7 separate regions of the Homo sapiens genome follow, and regions 2, 3, 4, 5, 6 and 7 are each linked to region 1. A link is a contact called in ENCODE Hi-C or POLR2A ChIA-PET data. All regions are on one chromosome and are shown on one strand. Each heading gives the region's core, a stretch centred on a gene start or an enhancer-like site at or near the end of the contact. The rest is flanking DNA. Distances are from core to core; before and after follow the strand shown.

Evidence for each region. Hi-C counts contacts between places; a loop is a spot of excess contacts on that map. ChIA-PET counts read pairs that join two places held with the same protein, here RNA polymerase II (POLR2A). Pooled maps may share reads with other maps.
Region 2: a pooled map shows a loop between it and region 1 (6-fold over the local background). The contact joins the promoter of DGKZ here to the promoter of CD82 in region 1. A Hi-C loop is called at or near these places in 1 of 37 single-sample maps with no recorded cell type and 11 of 50 pooled maps. POLR2A ChIA-PET finds 5 or more read pairs at or near these places in 1 of 52 experiments (activated T-cell).
Region 3: a map of ascending aorta shows a loop between it and region 1 (9-fold over the local background). The contact joins the promoter of PHF21A here to the promoter of CD82 in region 1. A Hi-C loop is called at or near these places in 1 of 168 maps with a recorded cell type or tissue (ascending aorta), 7 of 37 single-sample maps with no recorded cell type and 13 of 50 pooled maps. POLR2A ChIA-PET finds 5 or more read pairs at or near these places in 1 of 52 experiments (GM10248).
Region 4: a loop to region 1 is called in a pooled map, with 5 times the contacts of the local background. The contact joins the enhancer-like site here to the promoter of CD82 in region 1. A Hi-C loop is called at or near these places in 7 of 37 single-sample maps with no recorded cell type and 4 of 50 pooled maps.
Region 5: a loop to region 1 is called in a map with no recorded cell type, with 8 times the contacts of the local background. The contact joins the enhancer-like site here to the promoter of CD82 in region 1. A Hi-C loop is called at or near these places in 4 of 37 single-sample maps with no recorded cell type and 4 of 50 pooled maps.
Region 6: a map of endothelial cell of umbilical vein shows a loop between it and region 1 (16-fold over the local background). The contact joins the promoter of API5 here to the promoter of CD82 in region 1. A Hi-C loop is called at or near these places in 2 of 168 maps with a recorded cell type or tissue (endothelial cell of umbilical vein and naive thymus-derived CD4-positive, alpha-beta T cell), 1 of 37 single-sample maps with no recorded cell type and 8 of 50 pooled maps. POLR2A ChIA-PET finds 5 or more read pairs at or near these places in 2 of 52 experiments (T-cell and activated T-cell).
Region 7: a map of CD8-positive, alpha-beta T cell shows a loop between it and region 1 (8-fold over the local background). The contact joins the promoter of SLC35C1 here to the promoter of CD82 in region 1. A Hi-C loop is called at or near these places in 3 of 168 maps with a recorded cell type or tissue (CD8-positive, alpha-beta T cell, HL-60/S4 and naive thymus-derived CD4-positive, alpha-beta T cell), 4 of 37 single-sample maps with no recorded cell type and 16 of 50 pooled maps.

What each region holds. Positions count from the first base shown.
Region 1 is chr11:44,564,080-44,567,611 of GRCh38, forward strand. CD82 (CD82 molecule) reads left to right here and starts at 1,584. Exons shown (of 10, transcript NM_002231.4): 1 at 1,584-1,657. RefSeq lists a silencer at 1,083-1,682 and enhancers at 1,597-2,097, 2,603-2,672.
Region 2 is chr11:46,345,606-46,349,060 of GRCh38, forward strand. DGKZ (diacylglycerol kinase zeta) reads left to right here and starts at 1,858. Exons shown (of 31, transcript NM_001199267.2): 1 at 1,858-2,215. The coding sequence starts at 2,055. RefSeq lists enhancers at 591-660, 731-780, 2,684-3,455 and silencers at 1,565-2,044, 2,145-2,194, 2,157-2,370, 3,007-3,166.
Region 3 is chr11:46,119,716-46,123,247 of GRCh38, forward strand. It overlaps PHF21A (PHD finger protein 21A), which reads right to left and starts at 1,739. Exons shown (of 19, transcript NM_001352027.3): 1 at 1,220-1,739. LOC105376661 (a long non-coding RNA gene) reads left to right here and starts at 2,430. Exons shown (of 3, transcript XR_931252.4): 1 at 2,430-3,532. RefSeq lists silencers at 139-198, 269-348, 1,762-1,821, 2,262-2,571.
Region 4 is chr11:46,098,238-46,101,769 of GRCh38, forward strand. The region is part of intron 1 of PHF21A (PHD finger protein 21A); the gene reads right to left. Among named protein-coding and RNA genes, the nearest start is that of PHF21A, 21 kb to the right of the region's middle. Within about 2 kb of position 1,787, at least 5 of the 41 ENCODE cell types and tissues checked have a DNase peak (open chromatin) inside an H3K27ac peak, as active enhancers do.
Region 5 is chr11:45,929,076-45,932,607 of GRCh38, forward strand. It overlaps PHF21A (PHD finger protein 21A), which reads right to left. Exons shown (of 19, transcript NM_001352027.3): 19 at 244-3,532. It overlaps LARGE2 (LARGE xylosyl- and glucuronyltransferase 2), which reads left to right. Exons shown (of 14, transcript NM_001300721.2): 14 at 1-21. Among named protein-coding and RNA genes, the nearest start is that of LARGE2, 8.2 kb to the left of the region's middle. RefSeq lists enhancers at 883-1,072, 1,423-1,512. Within about 2 kb of position 1,521, at least 18 of the 41 ENCODE cell types and tissues checked have a DNase peak (open chromatin) inside an H3K27ac peak, as active enhancers do.
Region 6 is chr11:43,310,455-43,313,986 of GRCh38, forward strand. It overlaps API5 (apoptosis inhibitor 5), which reads left to right and starts at 1,542. Exons shown (of 14, transcript NM_001142930.2): 1 at 1,542-1,742. The coding sequence starts at 1,674. RefSeq lists an enhancer at 1,295-2,070.
Region 7 is chr11:45,802,867-45,806,398 of GRCh38, forward strand. It overlaps SLC35C1 (solute carrier family 35 member C1), which reads left to right and starts at 2,283. Exons shown (of 2, transcript NM_018389.5): 1 at 2,283-3,470. The coding sequence starts at 2,936. RefSeq lists an enhancer at 1,078-1,237 and silencers at 1,408-1,577, 2,308-2,537.

The DNA of each region.
Region 1 (3,532 bases), core at 334-2,833:
AAGTATCTTGCCTTGTCCTGGGTTTAAAACGCAACCAGGAAGCTACCTAGGTCTGTGTGATTCTCAGACCACCCTGACTTCTTTACAGTTTGCTCAACAGTGGTTCATGCTTGAATGTGATTCAGAATCACCTGGAGGCCTTATTAAAACCAATTGTCCCACAGTTTTCCATTCAGTAAGTTGGGATGGGGCTTCAAAATACGCACTCCTAACAAGTTCCCAGATGATGTTGCTCCTGGTTCAAGGACCACGCTGTGAGAACTACAGTGCTGGGCTGGGATCCAGCTCCCGCCCTTACTCCACTCGTACAAAGCGCTCATAATCATACCCTCCCACAACGGTGTGTTGTGAGAGGACATTGTGATAATGGAAGTGAAAGAGCTTTGTCAGCTGCACAGGTGAATGCCCCTGGTCATTAACCAGGTAATCTGCCTGAGGCTAGTCCTCTGGAGCCTGGGAGGGCAGAGGGCTGGGACGCAGGGTGGGCACCGCAGCCACCTAGAGAGCTCTTGCAGCCCACCTCAATTTTGGGCCACTTTTTCTTCAGGGAGAAAGCCAGCTTTGAGGGCTTAGGCCCACAGCCCCTCCTGCCACTATTCTCATCAACCCACACCTCCTCCCTCACCTCAGGCAGCTGCTGGGCACTGCCCCAGCACTGGTTGTTCTGGGCTACTTCCCCAGGGGCCAGTCCAGGCAAGCTGGGGCAGCTCAAGCCTGTGACTCAGGACCTGAGGCTGGATCCCGCTCACGCCCGCCTCCATGAGATTCAGAGCCCTCGACTTCCCTTCTCTGAGCCTTAAACTGCGCATTAGTAAAATAGGCGCAACGAGAGTACCCATGAGTTGTGGGAATTCAAGGGCTAGAACTGTATTCAGCGCTTGGCATAGAGCCTGGCCCCTGGCAAGGATTCAATCAATGGTAGTCAGTATTTTCAAAAAGTTCCTGGGCCCAGGCCGCCTCCTGATAGAGGCCCCGACTTAGGACACAAACCGCTCCCACGCCGTTCCCCGGCGGCACCCGGATACACCCGCCCTGGAATGCCAGCGTGGGGGCCCCAGGGCTACCCGCCCGAGATGAGAGGGGCAGGGCAGGGCAGGATTAGGAAGGCGCTGAGCCCAGGCTGGTGCGGGGAGGGGCGTGGCCTCACCCTACTAGGGCCGGGGGATGGGGTGGGCTCGAAGGAGAAAGTGAAGGAGGCGGGGGCGCTGGGAGGGCCCGGGAGGAGACCGGGAGGACGAGGTAGGCGGGAGCTGGGCGGGACCGTTAGGCAGCGCCGTGAGTGGACAGGGCTGGAGCGGGGCGGGCTTAATCCCCAGTGTAACCTGGGGGCGGGGCTGCCGGGATAGAGGAGAGACTCCGTAGCGGGGCGGGGCCTCAGCTCCAGCTGGGCCCGGGGGCGAGGCTGGTTGGGGTACGGCCATAGTGGGCGGGGCCTGGCCGGCGGGAGCGCACCGCCTTCCCAAAGGGCTCGGGGGCGGGGCCGGCGGAGGGGGCGTGTCTTCTGGGGGCGGGGCCTGCCGAGTCCGCGGCGTTCCCCGGCTGCAGCCGGGAGGGGGCCGAGGAGTGACTGAGCCCCGGGCTGTGCAGTCCGACGCCGACTGAGGCACGAGCGGGTGACGCTGGGCCTGCAGCGCGGAGCAGAAAGCAGAACCCGCAGGTGAGCAAGGGGGCAGCGGGCCGGGGTAGCCTGCCGGACAACCATAGGCAAAGTTAGTTTTAGCCCCCGCTTCTGCGGTCCGGCTCGGACAACTTTCCTCGGAACTAGTGACAGGTCGGGGCAGCTGGTGGGTGAAAAGGAGCTTTAGCCACCAGTCCTGAACCCCCAGTTCTCACACTCGGCCGTGCACAGCTGCGTGATCCTGGGTCCGTCCCTCTACCTGGCTCTGGACCTCCCGGGTTCCAGCAGGAGGAAGTGAACCAGGTGAATTCCACGCTCCCGTTGCCCTTTCTCACTTAAAACGCCGGAAGGTGAGAGCTGGCAGGTGAGAGCAGGCTGCAGGTCGCCACAGGTGTTCCCATCGCGTTGCCCTCTGCAGTTTCTCTCCCTGCAAAATGGGACTGAGAGAAGCGAATTGCTTTAAAGAGTGCACTGTTTCCTCGGTTGGGGCTCGAACCCACCAACCCTGGGGAAGAGGAGGCCAAAGCAGGGAGGTTCCATTTCCCGCCTCACCTGCTTCCCACCAATTCTAACAGTTCAACTGAGCCGGACCCCCTAAGACTTCAAGTTGGAAACTCAGTGGGGCTTTTCCAGGTGAGCTGGCCTGAGCAGGAGGTTGGAAACTGGGGAACAGTTCTTACACTGGTGAGTGGGGAAGAGAAGGGAAAACCCCACCAATCCTTGGGCCCAGGGTCAAGCCCAGGGCCCCAGGGGCCCTTGAAGCATACCCGGGGTTAATTTCTTGGCTGACGGGTTCTGTTCCTGGAGGTGGTGGGTGCTCTGTGCTGGGCCCCAGTAGCGGGGCAGCATAGTTCTGTGGTCAAGGCTTGGGCTTTGGGATCAAACTGATTTGGATTCCATTCCCCCTCCAAACTTCAGTTTCCTCACCTGTAAAATGGGGATAATGACAATATCCAATAGCAGGAGCAAGCACTAAATAGAATAATGTGTATACACTACTTAGCAAGGTGCCAGGAAACCAGTGAGACCTCCCTCTGTGACAGCTGCTTTGATGCGGGTGGGCAGGTGATGGGCTTGCTTCCTATGGGGAATGAGCCTTTTTTTTTTCTTGGAGAGATGGGGTTGGCTACAGCCCCTCCTGACCTTGTGAAAGCCAGAAATTGCCACCTGCCACCAACATCACTCTATTTGAGGGATGAGGACTGTGTCATCTGGAACAAAGAGTGGCTGAGTTTTCTGTAATGTTGCTTGAGGTTGGTAAGTGTTGAGTTAAATAAGTCTAAAAATGTTTACTGAGCACCTACTATATGCTAGAGAGAGCTAGAGGATACAGAGGTGAACTAGCCAGGCCTGAGTTGCTGACAATGAGGGCTCCCCCATCCCTACCATGTCCCTGTAGAGAGGATCAGTCACACCCAGGGCTTATAACCAGATGAGATTTCATGGGTCTGTTCTGCCCTGGTGGCTGGAATCCAGCTATACCATTGCACACTTGGCTTGGGATGGGGGCGAGGGGCAATGTGGGCACCCGATATCTAAGCAGGGTTGGACACTGAAGGACGCTGAAGGTGCTGCATTATATTGGCTCCCTGCATCTTCTGGGAGATAAGCTGTACAGTATGGAACAAACTGGAAAGTGCTGTGGGACAGAGACGGACTGGCGGCTGCGCTGTGTGCAGGAGACTGTGTGTGTATGTAGGGCAGGGGGAGGTGTTCAGAAGAGTGAGACACTTGAGAAGCCAGGGCAGGGGGTGGGGGTAAGGAGGCTTCCTGGAGGGGGTGAGACTTGAATAGGACTTTCTCTCTGGGCTCCTGGTCCTGGTTTGGCTTGGATCAACATGGGACCACAGTCTCTTCAAGCACTGAAGTGGCATAAATTGGAGTTTGGTATGGTGGGGAGGGAGAGGGTCTGGT
Region 2 (3,455 bases), core at 608-3,107, 1.8 Mb after region 1:
GGGAGTGGGCATGGGACCTCTGTCCCTCTATGAGCCTTTTATCTGAGATGGGGGTGACAGAAGTAGGGTCACCCATCTGTCATCCAGCACTCTGCAGAGGCACAGAGTAGGGCAAAGGAGTTATTGGCAGGGTGCAGGGAGCTCTGATGTTTGGACTGTGTGGAGGAACTGAGCTCGAGAGAGGCCAGGAGTTGAGCAAGCTAGCAGTGGGGGGATCTGGGAAGAGGAGCCCCCCCAGGAGTGTGGCACTGGATGCTGGAGATTTCTGACCCAGCTGCAAGGCCTTGTGGAGACTCCGTGGGGTCTTCAGTTGCCTCTGATCTCTTCTCTCAGAGCTTGGAGTAAGAGCCATTGGGAAACTTCCCCAAAAGGACCCATGCACCCCAGAGGCCAGTTGTCAGGCATACTTGGGGATTGATCTGCCCTCCTCCTGGCCACCCTGGCACCAGCTGCTGGCTGGAGGGCTGGAGCCCCACCTCCCTGATCAGACCTTCTCCCAACTTGCAGGAAACTGGGAGAGGGTTCTGGGCCTCGGGGTGCTGGTTCTTCCTCAAAATCACAGGCTTGTCCGCAGGTCACAGCCCTAAGCATTGGCTATTTGCGGCTGACTAAGGCTGGAAAACGGGCTGCCAGAACCCAAGAGGGGAGGATGAAAGCGAAGGTGACACAGGATGTGGCTTGGCAGAGAGGCGTGCACACAGAAGTAGTGGGCAGCTGGTGTGGGCAGCAGGGTGGTAGGGTTTGGGGAGGTGGAAGACCATGCTTCCCAGCTCCTGGCCTCCCTTCGTCAGCCCTGCGGGGGCCATCAGAAACAGCCCCGGTGTGTGTGATGGCTGTGCCCCTACAGGTGACTGCTTGGGTTCCAATTGCTCTCATTTCTGGAGGGGGACGGCCTCGGCTGCATTGTGGGGTGTCTTTGTGTGTGCATGTGAGGTATATTTCTGGATGGGAGTGTGTGCATATGCACACACATACATATGTGTGAGGGATGTGGCAACCGGTAACCATTGTCCTGGGAGTATTTGTATGTAGGAGAAAGGTGTGTGTTCTGTGTGGGCATGTGTGCTTGTGAATGGGAGTGTGGTACCTGTTGTCCTTCTGTGTATTTGTGAGTGTGTAAGGGCTGTGCAGGTGATTCCCGTAGCATATGAGATCTATAGGTTCTGTTGAATACTATGTCAGGAAAATGCGATGTGTTGGGCCTGGGTGAGAAGGTTGGAAACCATTGTGAATAGCTGTGGAAGGATGACTTTGTAGGAGAAACTTGTGAGTTCTTTGTTGGTGTGTGTGCGAGTCATTAAGTGACTTTGGTCACTGAGTGCGAGAGGCTGGGGTGGGAAGTGTTCGTTTAAGTAATGAGTGGGCATAATTGTGTAAGGGATGTGTTTGTTCTGCGTGCATGGGGAGCACTGTGTGACTTTTGTTCCCCTGGGTGCGATTTGGGGGAGCCAAGGAGGTATGGGTGGAGATTGTGAGTGGCTATGAGTAGGGTGTGCGAGAGCGGAGGGGAGGTGGTGACAGCAGCCCTCGCGAGTGTACACTTGTGAGCGTGCAGTTGTTTGGTAGCGGAGGGATCGGGGGAGGAAAGATGCGCGTCTGGATGCGCGCAGTGCGAGTGTGCCAGGCCGGGAGATTCAGTCCCATCCAGGCGGGCCGGGCCGGGCTGGGGGCAGGGCTTTCTGCTGCCCCGCCCATTCGTCGCCCCGCCCCTCGGACCGCCCCAGCGGGCTGCAGCGCAGCGGGCGTCCGGCAGAGGGCGCTGCGGGCCCGGTGCCACCGTGCGGCCGAGGGGGCGTGCTCGGCGGCGGGCAGGCAGCGGCCCGGCCAGCTATGCGGGGTCCTGCGGCCGCGGCTGGCGGCACTTCCTGGAGCGGCGGCGGCAGCGGCTTCCCGGGCACCTGGGCGTGGGGAGCGGGGGCGCGCGGCGCGGGGCGGGCGGAGCGAGCGCGCGCCATGGAGGTGGCGGGCGGCGCGGAGCGGGCGTGCTGAGCCCCGGCCGCCGGCCCGGCATGGGCGTCTCCCGCGGGCCCTCCGCCGGCCGGGGCTAGGGCCGGATGGAGCCGCGGGACGGTAGCCCCGAGGCCCGGAGCAGCGACTCCGAGTCGGCTTCCGCCTCGTCCAGCGGCTCCGAGCGCGACGCCGGTCCCGAGCCGGACAAGGCGCCGCGGCGACTCAACAAGCGGCGCTTCCCGGGGCTGCGGCTCTTCGGGCACAGGTGAGCGGGGCGGCGGCGGGGCAGGCACCGAGGCACCGGCAGGTTACCGCTCCCTCACCGGGGGACATTCCTCGGCCACTGGGGGTCCGGGCCACTTCGGTACTGACACTGAGTCGGGGAGAGGCTGGCACCGGCGGCACGAGCCGTCTTGGCGTGGGCACCCACTGGGAGTCATCCCCCAGGGCCGGGACACGGGCGGGATCGGTCGGCTTGGCACTGTCACCGGGTGGGGGTCATTCCCTGGCACCGGCAGTCTAGTGCGCCTCATGTGTAGTACCGTGGGAGGATCGGCTCCCAACCCTCCAGCAGGAAGATGGAATCACCCCAGCCCCCGGCACAAGCAGGTTGGGCCCCCAGGACTGGTCACCCACGCCTTCTTGGCACTGATAGAACAGGGCCTCTCTGAGCCTCCTGGCACCACTGAGGTGGGGATCACACCGCCCTTTGGACTTTCGTGGGACCAGGTTGCCTACCATCACTGCGTGGCATCTGCAGAACGTAGCCCCGTTGATACCGTCACCACACATGGCTTGTCCCCAAGCTCTGGTCACTGGTTTAATTGTTTAACATGTTAAGCTTCTCCTTGGGGTTGGGGGTGCCTGATCATCTGCCCTACCTTGCTCTTAATTAGCAGAGAGACCCCAGCCCATCCCTCTGCTAGGCAGGCAGCATGTCTCCCTCTACCCTCTTCCAGCCCATGCTGGGAAAGGGATGGGGTGGGCTGGAGTCTGGAATCTGCTGGCTGTTCAAGCTTCATCTTGCCCCCTCCCCCAGCACTCCAAATGTCACCATCTTGTGCCTGTGACAGAGCTTTGACCAGGACTCTAGCGGGGAACCGGGGGGAGAGTGTGGAAAGACTGAGTGCAGGCAGTTCATGGCAAGTGTGCTGCTCTTGGTCGTGAGCCGCTGCCTGCCCTGGTAGCCGTGGTGTAAGGTAAGGGACGTGAGGCCCCAGGAGTACCTGACCTGGCTCCCTGCGCTTCTTCCTGACCGAGCCTTGCCCTTCCCTGGTGGCCAAGGAGCTTGTAGCCAATCAGCCAAGGACCCCAGAGCCACCTCAGACTGAACTCTGACCACTTGGAGTCTGCCCAAGGCCTCCCTCTCACTTTTCTGCAGCTGCCTAGACTTGGTGGCATTCACCCCCACCCCGCCCCTTAGCTTTGCTCTGCCCCTTCCCTGGGTAGACTTTACCCACCAATAACATGGGCGGTTTTCTCCTGTCGTGTGGGCTAGCATACCC
Region 3 (3,532 bases), core at 489-2,988, 1.6 Mb after region 1:
CTACCCACCATCGCGAACGTGGTCAGGGGAAAAAAAAAAAAAAGAAATCCTAACAGCACCGCTCAGCAGAATAAAGAGACCAAAGAGAGGATGACGAGAAGTGTTGGGAACTGCGTGCACGACGGGGCTGGACCAAACGGAAAGAGTCCCACTCCGCGCGCCCCTCCCCCCGGCGGGGGCGCGGGCGGGGGAGGGGCGGCCGCGGCCCCTCTCGGAGCGGCCTGTCCGCCCCGGCCCGCTCGGGGTCCCGGGGGCGCCCCGCGGCCGCCGGCGGCGGGGGCGAATGCGGGAGGGCCGGCCCCGGGGTGAGGGGTGCAGGCAGACTCTCCGGAATAACAAGTTGCAGAAGAAGAAGAATAAGCGGAATTTCCCCAACGCTGCTCCGGCCACCCAAGACAAATGCACCAACACACTCACACTCACACACACACAAACACACACACTGGGGCCCGGCAGCGTCAGCAGCCGCAGCTTTTTTTTTTTTAAACCAGATCCCTCAGTCAACAAACAAGATGGTTTTCCAAAAAAAAATTTTTTTTAATTAAATAAATAATCATAATAAAAACTTCCCCCCGACAGCATCCCGGGGTGGGGTGGGGGGGATGGAGGAGCCCCAGCTACCTCCCCGGCCGAGGGACAGCCGAGGGGGGGCGGGCGAGGCTCCGTGCCCCCCGCCCCCGCCCGCAGCCCCCGGCCGGCCCCCCGCCGGGACAATGTGACGCCCCCTCCCCGCCGCCCCCGGCACGCCGCCTCTGTCACCGGCTCCGGCCCTGCACTCTGCGCCCAGGCTTCCGAGGCTGCTCATAAACTTACTTCCAATTTATCCTGGGGAGGGGTGGAGGGCAGAGGGGAGGGGGGGGAGCCAAGGTTTTCCCATTGTCTTTTTTTTCGGGGGGGAGGTATGGGAAGGGCACGCAGGGGGGCGCCCCGAAGGGGAAGTTATTGCTCAAATCTCAAGTTGACTGAGGGGTCCTGACGAGAACACCCCCCTTTCCCTCCTCCCTCCCACACACCCCTCCCCTCCCCCTACCTCCCCCCACAACAAACTCCAAGCAGGCAGCCCCTGATCCTCCCAGAGACAAACACCAGCGACAAGACAGAGGGAGAGAGGAGAGAGGCAGAGGGGGAAGGGGGAGGGAGGGGAAATAGAGCTACTCCAGAAAAAAAGAGAGAGAGGAGAGTGAGAAGAAGAGAGAATGGAAAAGCTGGGATACTGCACCCTCCTGCTGCTGGCTGGCTGTCCCCCCTGGCAGCTGGAGGCAGGAACTCTGAGCAGGAGAAGCAGGAGGAGGAGGAGGAGGGAACTCTTCTTCATGGGGAGGGAGGGAAGAAGCTGGAGCTGCTGCTGCTGCTTCTGCTGCTGCTCTGGGCCTCTCGCACTTTTTAGATATTAGTGTGTTAAGATGGTAGGTTGTTCCCTTCTCCCTCCTCCTCCTCCTCCTCTCCTCTCCTCTCTCTCTCACTCACTCTCTCTCTCTCTCTCTCTCTGGGCTGTTTCTTTCCTCCTCTTCCCCAGGCAAGGGGGGGTGGGGAGGAGGGGGTTGGGGGGAGGAACTGGATCCTCCTCCTCCTCCAGGAGGGACACACACAGGCCCCGGGCCGGAATCGGGAGGGGGGAATCAGAGCAGCAGGAGAGAAACTGTAGGAGACAAACAAGCCCAACTCTTCATCCTCCTCCTCCTCTCAGCAGCAGCAGCGAGCACCACCAGCCCATTCACCACCCGGCCCCGGGCCGCAGCACCTCCGCCGCCTCAGCCCGGGGATCCCTCCGCCCAGGCCCAGACACACTCGCCCGCGCGGGAGCCCGCCGCGCGGCCCCGCCGGCCCGCCGCCGCCGCCGCCGTGCGCGCCCCCGCCGCTCCCGAGAGCCGGGCGAGAGGGACTGGGGCTGGGAAAGCGGGGACGAGGGCGAGGGGAGAGGAGGCGCCGGGGGAGAGCGGGCCGCGGCGGGGAGGGAGGGGGCCGCCGGGCGGAGTGGTACGGCGGCCGGCCCGGGCCCCCGCGCCTCGGCCCGCGGCTCCCGGGACGCTCGGGTCCCCCCACCGGGGGCGGTGGGGCGTCGGCGGGGGGGGCGACGGGGGCCCGCGGCGGCGCTCGGGCGGGCGGACTACTTGACGTGTCGGTGCGGCGAATTTATTTCACTTTGCCTAAGGAACGGGGTGTGCTGCGGCACCCATTGCCTAGGGAAAAAACCCGGATGTAAAGTGAGTGAAACTAAACTAGAGTGAAGTAGGGCAGCGGCAGCCAAACTCCAGTGCAGCGGCGGCGGCGGCGGCGGTGATGGGGCCGAGCACCGAGCGGCGGCGAAGGCAGCCAAACTCCGGGGCCCGTGCAGCGCCGCAGCTCGGCTCCCGTGCAGCCGCAGCCGAGGCGAGGCCGGAGCCCGCGGCGGCCCCCCCAACTCCGCGGCCCGAGCCCAACTCCCCCCTCCCGCCGGCGGGAGCTGCAAAGGGGCTCCAGAGCGGCCCCAACTCCCTCCAGTGCAACAGCAGTTTGAAGGGGGGGGGGGAAAGCCGTGAGGGGCAGGAGCGAGGAGAAGTGATGGGGAAGCACTGCAATGGGGGAGCGTGGTCCAGGCAACAGGAGAAAGATGCAACCTCAAGTCGAATGCAACATGCAATCCCCGGCCGCCGCTCGCCCGCTCCCTCCCCTCGCCACCCCGCCCCCTTTCCAAATAACTACCCTTGAACCACTTTATTAGCAGTACTTAGTCCAGCACTCGCTCCCGGGAGGGGCGGGGGACGGGGGCCTTCGCTCACCTTTATTTATTGCTGCTTTCTCCCCCCTCTCCATGTTTTTTATTCCTAAGTTCTTTTGTTCTAAGGGGGATGATGGCATTTACTTTTCTGCTTTGTGTAGCAGGGCAATCACTGGGAATCGGCCACGTATAATCCGGCGGTTTGTCATATTTTATTAGTGAAAGTATTTTATGCCTATTCTACCTCCAAGGACTGTAACATGGAGAATTGCAGGGAGGAGAAAAACATCAGAAGAATTCTTGTTTTGAGAGATTTCTTGGCGGGGCGGGGGAGGGCCTTTTTTTTTTTTTTTGGAGGGGGTTTATTTAGATTTTCGAATCGATAGTTTTCAACTTGAAGCTTAACGTTTTTGTATGGATGTATTACCGGATTCTAAACCCCCAACCACAATAAATTTTTTAAAAGTAAAAAATCTTAGATTAAAAAAAACCCCTACTGGACAGTGATATTATCTGATCTGTGCAGCACTCTGGACTTAACATAGTGTTGGCCTTCGAATGTTAAATAACAATAAACCCCAACCTCAACTGAATACAAATGGGGGGGTGGGGGGTTTTGTTTTTAAAGCTCAGCACTTTTGTAGCAACTGCCACTACGCATTTTCCAGGCATTGATTAGCCATGCAACTCCCATAGGCATGAAATCCAGTTTTTGCAGATAAAGAGCAACAGTGGTGAGATGATTTGCCCAAAGTCAAAGTGAGTCATTCGCAGAACCAGAAATAGCCTTGGACTTTACTAGTCACATCTTTTCCATTAAATAATATTTCTATT
Region 4 (3,532 bases), core at 537-3,036, 1.5 Mb after region 1:
AATTCACAGATGGGTGTAGTAAACACTGATTATCTATTACTTGACCAGTGGTTGTAGTGTCTAAGTTCTAAAACAGTGCATATTAACTTCTATATGCTTGAAAAATGTGAGCCACACTAGCTAATAAAAGACTTTGAGGCCAGAGGGTAATTACAGGAAGGCTTTTAAGTAGAATAAAAAACAAAACAATTTTTCTAAGTCTTCTTACAATATAAACAAAAACTGTTAGAACCATTTTTTATGGTTGAGAAGAAATAGCAGAAATAAATAGAAAGAAGAAATCTTGCTTCCTCACTCTATAAAGTACAAAAATCCTTATTCACAAGCTTCCATAGCTCTCACGAAGCTGTTTTCTGAGTCTAATGATCATAACGAAAACTTCTTAATTATAGATCAGACTTAGTAAATCACTCCTTATCCCAAGACAACTCAAACTCTATCTTAATAATCAGTTAACCTCAGGACTAAAACTCTTGTCATTAACAACAAAAAAACAACTCAGGTATCTATAAGGCATTATAAAAGAGTTTGAGCTTATTTTGGTGTACAGGGATTTAAGGAAGTGCCTCCTATTAACACTAATGGGAGTTCTGGGTGTAAACCATAAGCACCAAGGAGGAGGATCAACGCCCAGCACTGCATCTGTGAGAACCCTTTCTATTGCACTAACTGTAACTACTGGGAGTTGTTCGCTCAGAAATGGGATAATAGACCCAAATTCCTATGTCTCTAAAGCACAAGATAATTCAAATAAAAGTCACTAAGAAAGGTCAATGCTAGATACCAGATTTTAAAAATAAACAAGAAGAAGTTAAACTAAAAGAACAACACATTAAGAAAATTTTATAAAATAGCATCAACATACACAGAAGAAATTAGTGAATTGCTAGAGAAAAATATCTCACACAAAAATAAATTCAACAAGATTAAAACAACCAAATTTTAAAAAATTAAAGCACAGTAAACCCAACTATAGCCAGAAGCTTATCCAGAGAAACACATGCACACAAAACAAAACTCAACTCCTCCCTGATGGAGCCCTCAGTATACTACAGTCCTTGCTTTAAACACAGAAGAAAACTCCTGCTGCATCGATAGCCAAGAATAATCAGAGTACTTCCAGATAAATGGACAGTGATCACAAGCTGCCGAGGATGAGCAAAACTAACTAAATAAAAATTATAGCACCTTATTGTGTTCCATCCTGCCTCACTTCTCAATATAGCACTGCTGTACTCACTAGGCTGGAAAATGAGCAGGTGCCTTTCAGGCTATAGAAAAATTAGACACACACACACACACACACACACACACACACACACACACCCTAAACACAAACACAAACACAAAGGGAATGATACTCTTTCACTTGAAGGGGCTTAAAAAATGCAAGGCTTTGCTGCAGGCCTAGAAAACTCAGAGTAGGCCTTACCGAAGAAGTGAGAAAAAAGCCAAGCTTTATTCCAAATCCACATTTCAAGCACTAAAAGAATTAACATTTATTTCAGTTAAAAGGTTTTGGCAACAATCCATTTTTTAAAAAGGAAAGAGAAATTAAGATTTTCCCTGTTTCCAGCCTGAAAGAAAATTAGAATCTCTTCTCTCTGACTATACAGGTTTAGCTCCACAACACAAATAAAAAAGAACCCTGACTTTAGGCCTAAAAACTAAAAATGGTTCCATACAATTTACATTTTTTAAAAAATCTTTGTAGTCCAACATATTGATCCTTTCTCACCACTGCTATCCTTAATGAACATTTATCTTTTTATCAGTACTTTGAAATGTCAATGAGAAGTGGAAACAGCTACAATACACTGGGAATTTTAACTTTTGAAACAAAAACCACAAAGAAACAGGAGTCTGAAACATGCCTCAATCACGCTGATAAGTAAGTAGTCCTAAAACTTGAAAGTGAAAGCAATACAGACCTCAAAAAGAAGTTGTTTGCTTGATATTAATGCTAGCCTTTAAGACCAAAAATATGTTATGTTACAGAAGACTGAAATCAGGGCTTCCATTAACCTTGTTTAAAAAAAAAAAAATCCCATGAGCATGGACTTTTTTCCTAAGTCTCTTCATCAGAGCAGCATGGGGTCCCATTAGGCACCCTATTTTACTTCCACCTTATAAATAACGTTAGCTATTTGCTATTTCCATGGAAACCAAGTAGAGAGAAACCCACTTAAATGAATACCGGTTAAAAGAATAAGTTTTATTTTAGAAAGGTTTTGCTGCTATAGGCGAACTCTTCTGGGGAATACCACAAAGTCTTCTTAAGTATAATTTTTAAAATATATATCTTTGGTGTAGAGGGAACTTATTAAAGGTCCTGTTAAGTAAGTATACTCCTTGCACTAAATGATAGATGCCAAATAACATCATAACATTAAAGACACATTTTCAATGCACAGGGGTTTACATGCACAACTTTCACTGACTATGCTTCCCCATGCATTGAGATGGAATAATTACACCTGTGGGTCTAATTTAAACTAATGCAACCAAATAAATTCAGAAATAAGTCTACCATTACCTTGTAGTGACTCCTAATGAACACGCCCCACAACTGCAGACATATGTACAACTTACAGTGCAAAGAAGAGCAAACAAGGGAGCACATAGCAAGTTTCTAACCACTGTTACCACGTCTAAAGATAGCAGGTAGTCAAAAGTCCCTCCTTGACAAACCATTTTATAAGTGAAACAAGCATTCCTTAACCAATACACACATTTGGGTTAAATAGAAATAGAATATGCACAAGAAGGAAGTGCGGAACAAGACTTGTGACCTGCAACTTTAAGCTGACTTATATATTGTCCTGCTTATGCTAAGAAATGGTGGTCCATACAACCATCACAGACAGGAAAGTGTACATAAAATAAAATGCAACTCCTAAGAACACAAGCTCAAAACTAATAATCTCAGAACTTCTAAAAGCAGGAGTAAGAAAAGCTAAAATCTGTCCAGCAGGCATCGTTCTTCACTAAGTTAGTGGTGGCTCAGACATCTTCAGTAAGTTAAAAGACAAATGAAAATATTATCCTAAAAGGGATTACCAGTATTAAACTAACAATGTATGAAAAGAACATTCTCATACACATTTTTCCTTTGAGTATACCAATGTATCTAACTGTAGTGCATGTTTTGAAAACACAAAGTTACTTTCCTGTTATGTTTTACACACTATAAATAAAGATTGGCAAAATGCTGGTAATTGTTAGTTAGGGAATAGGTACGTGGGGTTATATTATTCACTCTATTTTTATAAATGTTTTTAAATTTCCATAAGAAGAAGTTATTTAAAATCCTATAAAGGCTCTTGTCTCAAATGTTTTTCTCTAAGTATAATTAAATAATAGATGAAATGCCTGGTATAGATCTTAGAAGCTACTGAACTGATTGACTGATTGAGACAGTGTCTCGCTTTGTTGCCCAGGCTGGAGTGCAGTGGCATGGCACAATCACAGCCTCGCAGCCTCGACCTACCAGGCTTAATCAATCCACCCAACTCAGCCTCCCTAATAGCTG
Region 5 (3,532 bases), core at 271-2,770, 1.4 Mb after region 1:
TAATTAAAGTTTTAAAACATCTTTTTTGTGTTCCTGGTTTGGGGGAGCAAGGGCACTCTGGGGCTAGGGCGTCAGTGCACAAGGGAGGTGCTACATCCAGCTGGGGTCACAGGAGGGCCTGGGCCCTTAAGGGCAAGCACCCCCCCGCCCCCCACCCCCAGACAGCCAGTCAGGGAGGGCAGAGGCTGGGACTGGAATGTGTCCTGCCCACCCTCCCCTGCCCCAAACCCAACACCATGAGGCTGAGAGGCTTTATTTGGCTTTATTTAGTAAAATGTTAAAATAAATAAATACAAATTGATCAGCTGCTCTGTATCCCCCCCCACCCCCTCAAAACAAAAACCAAACAAACAAAAACAAAAACTTTGAAGCACAAAACTCCAAATACAAGTCTACCAAGACTGAAATCACAAAGGGCATGGACAAGAGACAGGGTTGGGGTCTGGCTGGCTCTTCTCTGCTAGGAGCTGGCTGACCTCTGGCCTGCCCGTCCCATCCCGCCTGACTGCAGCTCACCCTGGGCTGAGGACCCACGGACACCGGAGAGAGGTGAGGGTCCAAAGGCTGCTGGGGAAGGGGTAGGGGGGTGGGGTCCTCAGGGAGGAAGGGCCTTGTGGGAGGGGGCGCCAAGTGGAACTGGAGAGCCCTGCTTCCGTTTAGAGGAGGTATTTTTCAGAGTTCCTACCCCGGCTTTCTGGAGGGCAGCCCCAGCTTCCTGCCCCTCACTTTAGCAAGGGGCCAGAAGACTGCCCAGGGCTGCCCACTCCTGTCTTGGAGAGGAGCTGACTCAGAGGACAGTCTAAGTCAGGGTGAGGATGGGAGTCCTGCTTCCTGCCAGGGGTGCCCGGCAGAGGGACAGGGGCGAGGTTCACACAGAGCAAAGTTGCCTCCACTCAACAGAAGCCACGGGATCTGGAGAACCCAGGCCCTGGAAAATGCACCTGGGCCACCATCCATCTCATTACCCTAAGAGCCTTTTGCCCCTGGGTAAAAAGTCTCCTAAATTCAGCCCTTTAGATAAATAAGAAGGACCACGCCCTATAAGAGAATGAAGAGAGGAAACCACTGAAGAGTGTGTGTGAGCTGGGAGGTGACAGCCCAAGGGAGGCTCTGATGGCCCCAAGAGAGAAGTATCAGAGGTGGCTGGAGAGGCAGCCGTGCATGCGGAGACGGAAGCGTGCTGCAGACACGGTCACCCTCACGGAAACAGCTGTGTGTAACCACCTCCATGCACGCTGCCTGTTGGGCCTGAGCCAAGCAGCAGCAGGGACAGAGAGGCAGGTGTTGCAGGGAAACCAGGCACACGATGGTGCCAGCTGGAGGCTGCCAGGGCGGCCCCACCAGGGACTGCCCCTAACTGCCTCCCTATGTCAGGTACAACCAGCAGGCTTACCCCAAAGGGCCTGATAAGGAAGGAAGAAATCAAAACCCCAGAGGAGCTCAGCACAGGTGAGACAAGACCCAGCAGGCTCCATGAAAGAAAAAGGACCCACAGGCAGCAAGAATGCAGAGGTGGAGATGACAGCAACATGGCCTCACTGTTACCAGGATGCAGCGCCTGGACAGGAGCTGGCAGGGGACTCCCAGTCATCACTGCCACCAGGGCGCAGCGCCTGATCAGGAGCTGGCAGGGGACTCCCAGTCAGGGCCCAGTGGGCAGCCGCTCCAGCTCTCTGAAGTGACTACAAAGCCAGCTGGTCTCAAAAGTGGCTGTCAGAGCAGCTAAATTCTGGGCCGTGGGGAAAGAGCAGCGGAGGGAAGGAGGAGGAAGCAAGTGGAGGTGGCTGGGGTGGGGCAGTGTCACGAGCGTATGTCTCAGGTGGTCACAGGCCCCCCCCCCTCCCCGCCCAGGTCTGAGGGGACAGTGAAGGACAGGGAGATTGGGTGCCAGGGGCCTCTTCTTTACAGTAAAGCAGTGTTTTGGAATTTGAGTGCAGAATGTAGGTTTGGGGGCTGGGTTGCATCTCGTACTCCATACTAGCTGACTCCCAAAACAGCTCACATCTGAATGTCAGGAAGAATCCACAGCCCAGCTGCAGGCGAGGTCAGAATGTACCCGACACTGCTGAGGGCGGCAGGCAAAGCCCTGGTCAATTCCTAGCCCCGTCCTCCGACCCAAGACTCCTAAGGCAGCTCCTCTCTGAGCAAAGGCCTCTAGTGATGATGGTTTCCCAACTTCTTTCAGGAAAAGGTAAGTTAGGTGTTGTGTGGCAACCCCCAGATGGGCCCAGACAAGTTGAGGGGAAGAGCTCTAGACAGGGCAGACAGCCTGCTGCTGGTCTCTGATCCTCTGCCAACGATTCCTCCAACTAGTCCAGGCATCTCCAAGGCTCCCTGACTAGACACAGCACCTTGGTTTCTGAATGAGAAAAGGGAACTCTTTCCCCCTCAGCCAATCAAGCAGCCAGGGCCTAACTCTGAGGCCTGTTCAGCCTAACTTAATTCCTTCTTCTGAGGCCCCTGGGAAGATGAAAGGCGATGGCTGATAGAGATGAGACACATTTTACTCTAAGAAGTGTCTCTTCTCTGTTGCATTTGCTTTCAGATCTGTCTTTGTCTCTCTGGGCCTAATTGGGTGGGAGAGAAGCTGATAGGATCGTTTCTACCTCTCCTAGACTCTGGCCATTCCCAGGGCCTGGAGTGGGCTTGGGGGAGATGCTCCAGCAGGGCCAGGGTACAGAGCCTCCACCGCCCTCCCATCGGCCAGGGGCACGCAAGGGGCAAAGGTCTCCAGCGAGAGCACAAATCTGACACAATTTACTTCTGACAAGGCAAGATGAGAGAATGGTCTGAGTCTTTCACAACCCTGGTTTTCTCAAGGAGAGGCCACAACCGGCCAAGCCGAGGCAAGCGCAGCAATTCTAGCCCAGGGTCACCCAGGAGGCTTGTGGGTGGGTGGAGTGGAGTAAATTTCTGGTGCCTGGAGCCAACAGGCAGAGAAAGGAGTGGGAGCTTCAGACCTCTCCCCAAAGGCAAGACAGAGCGAAGGCCACGCTGGGGCTCTGTCTCAGAGACGTACCCTCAAAACATGTCACTCCTCCTCTGTTCTAAGCACCAAGGGCTGATGCAGCCAGCCTGTACTCCCGCACCCTCCTGTCACGGCCAGGGTGCGTGCGCACCACAGAGCTCCGCTGGCCAGTTCCCTCGGAGGTGTCCCCCAGGCACTCATAATGCTGGTGGCTGAAAGACCAAAAGCAGCACCAAAGGAAGGGATCTTATTTAGGCACCAGCCTTTTGCTCTAGCAGAATCTGAGAAGACCACGGGTAGGGCCCTGATACCATCCACGCTTCCATTTGGGCTTCACAACAGGAGACAAGATCCCTGCACCAAGAAGAGAGCACGGTCTTTTCTGAGGAGAGAGAAGGGTGGGGAGCTCCGCCTCTGTCCTTCAAGGAGACTGGCCCACCAGTCTAGAGACACACACACGGCAAAATGTCATCGTGATCAGCAGGGTCTGTGCTAAAAAATTATAACTACACGGCATTTTCTCCAGTTCTGACACCTTTTTAATAGAAATCACTGTTTTTAGGA
Region 6 (3,532 bases), core at 292-2,791, 1.3 Mb before region 1:
AGGCTGGATTGCAGTGGCATGATCTGGGCTCACTGCAACCTCTGCCTCCTATGTGCATATAATTCTTCTGCCTCAGCCTCTCATGCAGCTGGGACTACAGGTGCATGCCACCACGCCTGGCTAATTTTTGTATTTTTAGTAGAGACAGGGTTTCACCATGTTGACCAGGCTGATCTTGAACTCCTGACCTCAAGTGATCCACCCAACTCAGCCTTCCAAAGTGCTGAGATTACAGGCGTTAGCCACCGCACACGGCTATATATATATATAATATTATTATATAAATATAATTATCTTAATATATAAATATATATTATTATCTTAATATATATAATATATATTATTATCTTAATATATATAATATATTATTATCTTAATATATATTATTATCTTAATATATAATTATATAATAATATACAATATATAATATATATTATATATATAATTGTATATATAATATAATATATAATATATATTATAATATTAATATCATAATATTATATATGATATATAAATATAATAATATATTAATATATATTAAGATAATAATATTAATATATTAATTATATAATTAATATATTATATATAATATAAGATAATTATAATATATAATTGATAATATTGATATATTAATTAATATTATATCTCAATATATAGATATATTATAATTATATTATATAATTAATGTATTAATTAATATTATTATCTTAATATATATTAATATAATATTATTATATTTATATTATATATTATATATTTATATATTAATATAATATTATTATATTTATATTATATATTATATATTTATATATTAATATATAATGTTATATATTATATAATATATAATATTATATATTAATATATAATATTATATATTATATAATATATAAAATTATTATATATTAATATATAATGTTATATATTATATAATATATAAAATATTATATATTATATCATATTATATATATAATTTCATTTAAACTTGTATCTTAGAAATTCTTATCAGTAAGCGTACGTGATTTCATTTATTTATTATTCTTTTGGATACTGGACATAATCAGGTGGCCCCAATTCTTTACACTGGCAGCAAAGATAAGCAAATTCTTCCAGCAGGCCAAATTTGACCCCGCACTTGATGAGCGTGGTGGACACAGAGGGTTTTTTAATAGCATAGGAATGTTTTTTGCTTCCCACCGGACCCACTAGCCTCTAGTGCCACCGATTAATATTACCTTCCTTGAATCAGGAGGAAACCATTTGTGACTTCTCATATGTAAGATCTTCTAAGGGCAGAAACGCAATTGTCTTTGTATTCACTTCCCCGCCCACCCACACCCCTTCCATGGAGAGCCTGCAGCCAAGCTCAAGCTTTCAAAAAGGCGTGAGCTAATTCAATCATCCTTGCCGCTTTTTTGCTCCTCCAGGCTGTAGAGGGCGACAAAAACCGCGGAGGCGCATTGGGGTGGGGGGTGTCTACTGAAGGCCGCTCCCGACGTGCGCGTCTTTACGTAGACGTCGGGGGCGCAGCCGCGCTGTGCGCGGTGACTGGCGGCTGCACTGGCGGCAGCTGGAGGTGTAATAGTGCGGGTAGTGGGTTTGGAGAAGTTCCGAGGCGGCGGTGGCGCCGGTCAGGACAAGGATAGCGGAACCGGGCCCTGGGCTTGTCGCTCACCATGCCGACAGTAGAGGAGCTTTACCGCAATTATGGCATCCTGGCCGATGCCACGGAGCAAGTGGGCCAGGTGAGTTGAGTCCCCGGGCGGCCTGCAGGGCCTGGCGCTCCGCGGCCTTTCGAAAGCGCTTCCCGCCGCACTCCCCGGGCCGAGCGGGGGCTGCGGCTTCATCCTCCCGGGGCCTCCTAGCCTCCTCAGGCCGTCTCGTCGGGGTGGGCCTCTCTGGGAGTGTAGACTCTGGTTTCACCAGGGAGACCGCGGTCCCCAGGGTTCCAGGCTTCCTTGCCTCCCTTGCCCAGCCTTTTCTCACCGTGGCGTAACCTAACTCAGCCCGTTCAGGCTCACGTTAATTCTTCTCACGGAGCTTTTCTCTACAGGATTCTCTTAAGCCTTTCTCCTTTTCGGTGGAGCTCAGTGCTTCCAAGATTAGATCGGGAGTTTTCTTCATGAGGTCAAGATGTGTTTTTTTTGGGGGGGAGGCAAAATTCTGCTACTAATTGAAGAAGAGTGTTTAGGAGACAGAAGTTTGTGAGAAACAGAAGAGGGACTCTTTGGTCCAGACTTTGATGAGAGCTCACGGTTTCATTTATTCAGTGCATTTTTTTGAGTGCCGAGCGCTGGAGATACAGATGGAAAGGTCCGCGCTCTCCCAGAATGTACAGTTAGGAGGGAGTGTAGTAAGAAAGATAGGCATTGTGAGGCCCGGCTTGGTGGCTCACGCCTGTAATCCGAGCACTTTGGGAGGCCGAGGCGGGCGGATCACGAGGTCAGGAGTTCGAGACCAGCCTGACCCACATGGTGAAACCCTGTCTCTACTAAAAATACAAAAATTAGCCGGGCGTGGTGACACGCGCTTGTAATCCTAGCTACTCAGGAGGCTGAGGTGGGAGGATTGCTTGAACCCGGGAGGCAGAGGTTGCGGTGAGCCGAGATCGCTTCACTGCACTCCAGCCTGGGAGACAAAGCAAGACCCCGTCTCAAAAAAAAAAAAAAAGGTTTTTTTTAAAAATTTATTCTTTTTAATGAAACATGTTTGAAGAAAATAAAACAGGGCTGGGCGAAGGAGAGTGTGAGTGCGCAGCTCTGAATGGAGTTGTCTGGAAGAGCTCTCTTAACGATGCTTGCCCCCGATACACAGTTTCTCAGCAGTGTTGAATTATCCATACAAGTCATTTGTTCCCTGTATGAGTTTTCAAGTACTGGAGTACATTGAACTTGATAAGTGGTTGGGTATGTGTGTTCTTGGGAAAAGAACCAGGCTCTCCTGGAGGTAACCTTGATCATTGTTTTAGAAATCCCACACCATAGCTTTTCAGCGCTTAGAACTTTGTGATTTTTCTGCTTACGCATCCCTTCTTGGAGAAAGTGGAAGATTCTAGTCTATTAACAGTCGTGGGAGTACCTTTCCCGTCCCCTTTTCTTAACATAATTCAAATAGGACTTTTCTGAGCTGAACGAAAAAAAAAAAATTTCATGTTGGAGATTTATTGTAGCTTAATCTAGAATTAAGAATATACCAGTTTGAAATAGCAAATGATTTTTTTTCCTTCATTCCCTGTCAGTAGGGAATTTCACTTTTATCAGTAAGAAATGTATACGGATGTTCTGCTGTACATGTGGATAGAGTGTGTAGGTCGGTTGTGAAGGAGGAATATTCTGTTCATTAAGAAGGTAAAAACTGCCAGGCACGGTGGCTCACGCCTGTAATCCCAATTCTTTAAGGGGCGTGGATGGGCAGATCAGTTGAGATCAGGAGTTCGAGACCAGCCTGGCCAACATGGTGAACCCCCATCTCTACTAAAAATACAAAAATTAGCCAGGCGTGGTGGCATGCGCCTGAAGTCCCAGCTATTTGGGAG
Region 7 (3,532 bases), core at 1,033-3,532, 1.2 Mb after region 1:
GGAAAATCCCAGAGGTAGACTCTCCAGGTGGGGTTGAGGAGACCAGCTCAGTCCCTCTTGAGTCTTTCTTTCCCCAAAGGGATATTTTAGTTCCAAAAGTGACAAGGTAACCAGATGGTATCCTCCAGGTGGAGAACAGCCCACAACTAGGAAGCAGAGTCTCATTCCTTGAGGAGGAAGAGGGGAGTGCTAGTACCCGGGGCTAGTGGAAGAGGGTAGGGTGTGGGCCCGGCTCGTTGTGGGGCAGCTGTTTACTTCACTGCAGCCTGCAGCCCTCCCATTTCCCTACAGCCCACCCAGGGCTGCGCTCAGCTCCAGTGAAGGTTTGTGCAGTTAGGATCTGAGAGTTTAAGCGTACTATATAGGTTTTACCTTTTTATTCTGGAAATTTGCAAATGTACACAAAAGTAAGGAAACTCTTATAATGGGTCCTTGTGTATCTACGCCTAGCTACAACTATCAATGGCTTATCTTATTTAATCTATCAACCTTTTAAAAAAAATCTTTTTGAGGTCAGGCACGGTGGCTCACGCTTGTAATCCCAGCACTTTGGGAGGCCGAGGCCGGCGGATCACCTGAGGTCAGGAGTTAGAGAACAGCCTGGCCAACACGGCGAAACCCGGTCTCTACTAAAAATACAAAAAATAACCGGGCGTGGTGGTGGACGCCTGTAATTCCAGCTATTCGGGAGGCTGAGGCAGGAGAATCGCTTGAACCCGGGAGACGGAGGTTGCAGTGAGCTGAAATAGCACCACTGCACTCCAGCCTGGGCGACGGAGCGAGACTCCGTCCCAAAAAGAATAAATAAATAAAAATAAAAAATATTTTTGGTAAGTATTCTTAGTATTTTAAAACAAATCCCAGCCATGACATCATCTTACCCGTTAATTAAATGGCACTAATTAAATGGTGCTTGAAATATTACAAACATCTATGTTCGACCATACCACCTAGAGTTCTGGGCAAGAAGGTTGGGACCCACAGGTCAAGCCTAGCCCCTTAGTTTTACCATGAAGATAACTCAGGCCGTCGGAGAAAGTGGCCTGCCCAACGCAGGTGCTAGAGCGCGAACCAAGAGAAGTCGATCCTCCTGGTCTCCCCGGCTGCCTGGTGAGTGGCAGACCACAGGCTAGACTTCCCAGGCCCCGGCCCTGGAAGGGGCGGGGAACCCTCCCCCTCACTGCCAGCTGGAAGAATCCGAGCGGTCCCCGCACGCACTTCTGGAAGTGCAAGCCGGTAGCGCGGCGGGCCAGGGATACAGCCAAGTCCCGGGACGTGCCAGCTGCGGTAACTGAAGCCGGGTCCCGGGCGGGCGGGGGTACCAGGGACAGGAGTAGCCTTGGAAAGAGGAGAGGGCCTCCTCCCACGACCGTCCGGATCACCGCCTCTCCGCCGGCACCCCCGGGGCCCATGCCGCGAACAGGCCGGCGAGGCTGGCAAGGTGCCCGGGCCCGGGGCGGAAAGCAGGAAGTCGATCCCGCGGGCGCGGCCCAGGGTGCGGCGCTGCAGATGCAGCACGGGGTCGCGGGGCGGGCGCCCAGTGCACCGGAGGAGGTGAGCGCCAGGTCGCCTTCGCGGCCCGGGGACACAGGCAGGGACGCGGGAGCTGATGCGGCTGGACCGGCCGGGGAAACAGTATTTTCTGGAAGGGGTAAGAGATGCTGTCTTGAGCCTTTGGAATCTCGGATCCGGGCCGCCCAGAGGACCTCGACAGGAGCACAGGGAGGACAAACTGAAGTCCGAGAGAGGCGGCGTGGCCTCCGGCCTCGGGGAGCGCTGCCGGGGGTCTCGGGCTTGGGAGAGGGCCTGGGGGCGGTGAAAATGGGGGGAAAGGAGGGGACCACAACATTGTTATGGAAGAGTGAGCTCGGATTGGCAGAGGGACGCGGGGCTGCAACGCGAGTCTCCGGAGGTGGAGGGGTCCAGGCTGATGTAGCGCCGCCCGGGTCCTGGGTCGGGGTTCCGGGAAGTGGACCTGCGAGCCAAGCCTAGCCAAGTCGGGGGACGGAGGCTCCGGGGCGGACGGAGCTGAGGGTGGGCAGGCGAGGTTGATGGAGCCCTTCCAGGAAGCAGGGCGAGGCTCAAGCACCCAGAAAAACCTGTGGCTGCCGAGGTCCCCCGCCAGCAGCGGGCAGCGGAGCGCAGGGGCGGGGCTGGGGACTGGCGAACTCCGCCTCTCTGGGGCTGTCGCTTTAAGGGCAAGGCGGGGCGTGCGGGCCCTTTAAGGCCACGTGGGGGCGTGTCAGGAAGTGAGTCCAGGGCCCGCCTCCCGGGGAGTCGGCCTCGGATGTCCGGAGGCTCCTGGGCTGAGCCGGCGACAGAGCCCGGGAAGGCAGCGAGACGTGGGCGCCGGCCCAGCCCCCTCCCGCGTCCTTCAGCCCCAAGCCCCGAGCCCCTCTGACCCTTCCGCAGCCCTCCCTCCAGCCGCGCCCGGCCTCCGGCAGCTCCCTGTACGCCTCCCTCCCCCTGCCCGCCCCTCCCTCCCACAGCCGCCCATGACGCCCTCTCGGCACCTCTTCCCACTCTGCCACGCGTCCTTTTCCTGCACCTTCGCCCCGCGTACCTACTCCTGCCCCGCCCTGCCATTCCTCTCCCCTCCCTTCTCTCTGCGACCCCTCCCTGTTAGGCCCCAGCCTCTTCTCCCCTCACAGGTCTTCTCTGTCCTGGCCTCACCGCCTTATCCTATTCCTCTCCCTTGCCCTGTGTCTTGTCTCAGAGCCCCCTCGGGGTGGGAGTAGGTTGTGGAGCAGCACAACTGGGCTCACCCCAAAGCAGAACTTCTCAATCCATGAGGACAATGGGGAGGCCTTTAGGCCAGCCCACATGTGACAATGGAGGGCTGCGGCTTCCTTGCGGAGAGCACAAGTGAGCTCACTGCCCTGGACTCCAGGGAATCAGAGTTCTGGCCGCGGGGTGACCCAGCTCCTCTGCTACCATGAATAGGGCCCCTCTGAAGCGGTCCAGGATCCTGCACATGGCGCTGACCGGGGCCTCAGACCCCTCTGCAGAGGCAGAGGCCAACGGGGAGAAGCCCTTTCTGCTGCGGGCATTGCAGATCGCGCTGGTGGTCTCCCTCTACTGGGTCACCTCCATCTCCATGGTGTTCCTTAATAAGTACCTGCTGGACAGCCCCTCCCTGCGGCTGGACACCCCCATCTTCGTCACCTTCTACCAGTGCCTGGTGACCACGCTGCTGTGCAAAGGCCTCAGCGCTCTGGCCGCCTGCTGCCCTGGTGCCGTGGACTTCCCCAGCTTGCGCCTGGACCTCAGGGTGGCCCGCAGCGTCCTGCCCCTGTCGGTGGTCTTCATCGGCATGATCACCTTCAATAACCTCTGCCTCAAGTACGTCGGTGTGGCCTTCTACAATGTGGGCCGCTCACTCACCACCGTCTTCAACGTGCTGCTCTCCTACCTGCTGCTCAAGCAGACCACCTCCTTCTATGCCCTGCTCACCTGCGGTATCATCATCGGTGAGTGGCAGCTGGGGCCACGGGGGATAGAGTGGTCATGGGGACTGAAGCAGTGAAGAACA